Linked DNA regions of Mus musculus: region 1 is linked to region 2. Evidence: chromatin loops called from intact Hi-C (ENCODE). Cell type or tissue: left cerebral cortex. All regions are shown on one strand.

What was found. Peaks named below come from ENCODE experiments on the same cell type or tissue, not always from the same donor. Only the 100,000 strongest peaks of a DNase experiment are listed, where the experiment ranks them.
Region 1: it touches region 2 in a loop (2.3-fold over the local background); 2 of 42 quality-filtered maps call a loop at or near these places.

The regions. Positions count from the first base shown.
Region 1 is chr13:33,029,534-33,032,033 of GRCm38, forward strand. It overlaps Serpinb9b (serine (or cysteine) peptidase inhibitor, clade B, member 9b), which reads left to right. Exons shown (of 7, transcript NM_011452.3): 2 at 1-96. It overlaps Gm36099 (predicted gene, 36099), which reads right to left. Exons shown (of 3, transcript NR_166906.1): 3 at 1,527-1,814. Among named protein-coding and RNA genes, the nearest start is that of Serpinb9b, 3.4 kb to the left of the region's middle. In left cerebral cortex, no CTCF peak of the experiment used is centred here; a DNase peak (open chromatin) is centred at 1,027.
Region 2 is chr13:32,943,747-32,946,246 of GRCm38, forward strand. No RefSeq gene overlaps it. Among named protein-coding and RNA genes, the nearest start is that of Serpinb6b, 20 kb to the right of the region's middle. In left cerebral cortex, no CTCF peak of the experiment used is centred here; no DNase peak of the experiment used is centred here.

The DNA of each region.
Region 1 (2,500 bases), 86 kb after region 2:
TCCAAAAATGTATGTTTTTCTCCTGTGAGCATCTCCTCTGCTCTAGCTATGGTCCTCCTGGGTGCAAAGGAGCAGACCGCAGTCCAGATATCTCAGGTATGTTCTCTGTCATAACCCTACCCATGTCACATGCATAAGAACTGCTGATAAGGGACAGTAGGAATGTGCACACACTGTTTTATGGAGCAAGGGCTAAAGAGGAAGGGGAGAGTCTCCTCCAGTAAGACTTCTTTAAGGGCAATGAGATTTCCTGAGTAACAACTAGGGTGGAACTCTCAATACTTTGTTTAGAATTCATTTACCAGTGGCGCATAAATAATTTCATGCTATACCTTGTCCCCATGCAGCTCTTTCAGGAATATGAACTAAGGGCCAGATAGCAAACTCATGGTTCTACCTTAATTATAAATGGGTGTTTTTGACATATTTCAATTAGAAATAGCTGAGTTTAGTTAAAGGGCAACAGTTTAGATATATTTTATATAGACTTGTAGTCTTCCAAAGTATCAGAAGTAGACAGACTATGACATTTATAGCTATTGCATTATTAAAAATCATTTCTGCTCCTGACAGTACTCCCTTTACATTTTGGAGAGTGTTTTTGTAGTAAGCTGGCTCACGGCCTACATGAACCGGGTATTTCTGGAAGGCAGGCTGGGGCTGAAAGAGAGACTAGAGAGAAGCATGAGGCCAAGACAAATTTTCTCTGATCAAGGCCCGCGAGTTTACTAAGAGAATGTGCTTATAAAGGGGGTGGAGGGGCATATCCCCCCCCCCCCCCCCCCCCCCCCCGCCAATCCATTCTTGGTGCCTGGAGCCAGCCTGGATAGGATGTGTCTCCAGAATGTCTCAAGGGTCTCTCAGCAGGTAGCAGAGTCTCTGAGAAGAGCAGTGATAGTTGACATAACAATATAGCCATCTAAGTAGGAAGGCTACACCCCAGATGATCTCATATTCAGAGTCAGCGAAGTCTGACTCAGCCTGCTTCAAGGCTGAGGGAGGCTAAAGGAGAGGATGTTGAACATCATTATCTTTAGGAGGCTGTTTTCATGGCAGAGCAGCCACTGAGCAGAAGTTGCCCAAATTCAACTACAGACAAAAAGTACTGTCTTTGAAAGAACAAACGATGCAGGAGAGTTGACAGCTTAGTTCTGCATAGACAGAATAAGCTAGTTTTTCATGATAATTTCTGTTTCACTTAAGGTCCGTCTGATATTCTGGGCCAGTAGGTTGAAGACAATTGCTCCAACATTTAGAGGAATAGGGAACTATGAGGTAGACCCTGTCTCTTCAATTTGTTTACTTTTTGAAAATTATGTCAGTGCTTCCTATATTTTTCAGGTAATATTTATGTCGCTCTTGGATTTTTGGAGGGGTTGAAGAGTTGTTATTGTCTCATAGCCTCCCAAGCTCTTTAGTGTTGAGAGAGATGATGTAGATTTGAGAGGACAGTTTTCAGATGGTATACAAGCCTAACACAGGACATAACTCAGGTGTAGGATAAGTAAGCCTTCTACGTTAGGATAGATGGTTCAGTGCTTTATCTAAACTGACAAATTGATGGACTGGATGTCATTTGTACCTCATACTATGTAATTTACCTCTCATGATTTTTTTCAATTTATATCAGAGAGGAGAGGTTTTTTTGTTTGTTTGTTTGTTGTTTTTAATTTTGTCGTTATTCTTATTGTTGCTTTTTTTTTTGCACATAAAAGGTGACATGAAGGTAGAGGTTCCATAATAATTTCTTTGACTAAATAAAGATGGCAGAAGCAAATCTCTGGATGAAGATATAGAGGCAGGATTTCCAGACCCTAGAAAAGAAGAGGAGGACATGATATAGAGCGAAATCTTTTTCACCCAGGCTGAAGAGTGGAGAAGATGGATACCATGTATTCCAGGGGACTGTTAGACCCTGGAGGCAGACTCAACCCCCAGAATAATTCCAACATAGGATACCCGATGAGCTTAGGACAATAGATTCTGTGCCCAGCAGTTGTGTCATCTAGCTGATTTTAAATTTTAAGATTGTCTGGTGTTTTCCATCAGTGGCAACTCAAGTGGACAAGAGAGCGTATCAGCCACAAGGCAGTCCCAGCCAAGAGGGTAGATGGCCAGTGGACCACCAGCAGTAGCTCCAGGCATTCTCAGGAATGGTTTGCTGAGCAGCTTAGCAAAGACAGCCAGAGGAAAGGACAGTCTCAAGGAAACATCAGCTGACAACATGGTGGCCTCTGTTCTCTGAGCATAGCCAGGATCTTCAGAAAGCTTTACCTAGGAATGGGGGCTGACTAGATGGCAGACAAGTGATGGGTAGTTTCAAAAGTTAGCCAAAGTAAAAGAGGTTTTTAAAATTACATGCAACAATACCTGATGGCATAGGCCTTTAATTATAGCTACTAAGGAGAATAGTATAGGAGGATCCCAAATCCAAGTCTAGCTTGGGAAAGAAAGTTTCAAATTAAAAAAAACATTAAAGGTATAGGAATGGTGTTTTTAG
Region 2 (2,500 bases):
GAGAGCACAGCTTCAGCGTCTCAGCAGTAGGAACATATGTGGCTTTGGTGACTCTCAGATACTGAGAAACTCTCATTCTCCTTTATACTTAATAGAGATCCAGTATTTATTTGTTTAGCTATTTAAGGACAAGCTTTTAAAACTACAAAGAATGAAACTATATGAGGCTAAGACACATGAGCAAAATTTCCATGTAGAAAGTATTCTTGCTGGGAAACAGGAACATTAGGAGGACTTCACAGACACAGGAAAGTTTCATCTGTCTACAGTATCATTTATCTCGTTCTCCTGGACAATATCAATTTTGGGGTTGTCTGAGCCTGAGAGCTCACTCTGTTTCAAACGCCGTGGTGCACTCAGTCTAGATAAAGCTTTCCACTCCACGTGCTCTCCTTATGGGTCATGGATGGGAGCTTTTCTCCAATCTCTTCCTCCCTGAAGCCTGCTGGGGTGCATTTTGGGTTTCTTCAGGGTGCTCATCTTCTCTGCCCAGTTCCATGTTTCCATAAGAGTCTGCTCACACCACGTGTTCTCTAACCTCTGACCCAGGAGGGAGTGAGCACAGCTACGGGACCTTTAGCCTGTGGCTGTCTTGCTCATCTTGCTTGGGGAAATATTTGGCTTCCTTTACCAGCAACATCTGTTTCTTCTGTCCCCATCTGTCCTCCAGGAGCAGAAGGGGATTTCAACCTCCTGCTTCTTTATGTTTCTCTTATTTCTTCTGATTTGACCAACAGTTAATCTGACCATCTTTTGTCTTAACTCATACTCTTGGGGCCACTTTTCAGTTTGATTCCATGTCACTGAAGCAGCTGGCTCATTGTTATCTTCCCCTTTGTTCTTGTATCTTTTGACATAGTCTCTCCTTTCTTGTATCTTCTGACACAGTCTCTCCTTCCTCTTCCCTGCTCCATCCTTAGACATCTGTCATCCTCCTCTTCATCTTCCAAAAACAGGCTATAATATTTCCTCTTCTTGACTGGGAAGCTCTGTCCTTTATTCCACCTCCTGATTCCCCCCATTTTACTTTCTCTATGTAGTTTGTTTCAACATGGGCCTGCCCTTTAAAACAGTGCTCACTTTACAGAGCACAGATCTCATTGCAATATCTTCTGCCTTAAGGAAGAGTAGTTCATCTCTTTTATGGAAGTTATTGTGATCATCTTCAGTGCACTTTCTGCTTGATGGCATGGGCTCTCATTCTTTTCACACCTGGATAATTATTTGGAGTCAATATTTTCCAAAGTTTTGCTGCTTGCAACTTCTATCCAAGAGGGCTAGAACAGCTGACCCATATGCCAAAGCTCTTTTCCTTGTTTTTTTTTTTTCCTAAATAAATGTGACTTCATGAATACCTTGCATAGATATTATAATCAGGAATGACAAAGCATGAGTTAGAATGCTCCTAAGACATCTCTTGGGCTATAAATAGATTTTCTTGCAAATTTCCTAGGAATTTTCATGTTTACATCTGGAAATGGAAAATGACCATGCATACATAGGCTGTAAGCATGATTTCTGCCTTACTGTTCATAATATGCTTACATAGATTGATTACTGTGTGTATGTCCACTACCTTCAGAATAACTGGAACGGCAAGAGTCTTAATTCTACCCATGATTAATGGGTTTCATTCTTTTCCCAAGTCTCATTAACATCCTGGTTCTCTCTTTGCTATCTCAACACTGTATTTGACAGACATTAGTTTCTTTGCCTGAGTCAGGATATTAATAATAATATCTAAAATAAGTTGATGTTAAATTGGTCTGTATTATATTATTTGTATCTTTTATCTAGTATTAATTTTACTATGAGCATTTATGTATTACTTTGTGTATAGACATATGCTCTCTTGGAGTTACCTAGCATATAGCTAAAGGAATTTCTGGGTCATATAACAACTCTACATTTTACAGTTTGAAGAACTATCTAATGAGTTTGAAGGCTTCTATGCACTCATATGTACCTAGCAGCACCATGGGAGTTTCAGTCTCTCCCTGTGCATGGTTTCTCTTAACTTATTTTAGCCAATCAGTGTGATGTGATTATTCATTATGGTTTTGAGTTTTCCCTGATAAGAAGTCATGTCAATCATAAGCTCATGTGCTCACTGGTTCTTTAAAAATATTTCTATAAGGTGGCTTGGTCAACTCCTGCATATTTTATTTAAGAGTTCATCATCATCAACATCGTCCTCAACGTTGTTGTCGTTGTCCTCCTCCTCTTCCTCCTCCTCCTCCTCCTCCTCCTCCTCATCATCATCATAATTCAAGAGAATTCCCTACCCACTCACTCCCACTTTTTGGCCCTGGCGTTCCCCTGTACTGAGGCATATAAAGTTTGCTAGACCAAGGGGCCTCTCTTCCCAGTGATGGCCGACTAGGCCATCTTCTGCTACCTATGCAGCTAGAGACACAAGCTCTGGGGGTACTGGTTAGTTCATATTGTTGTTCCACCTATAGGGTTGCAGACCCCTTCAGCTTCTTGGGTACTTTCTCTA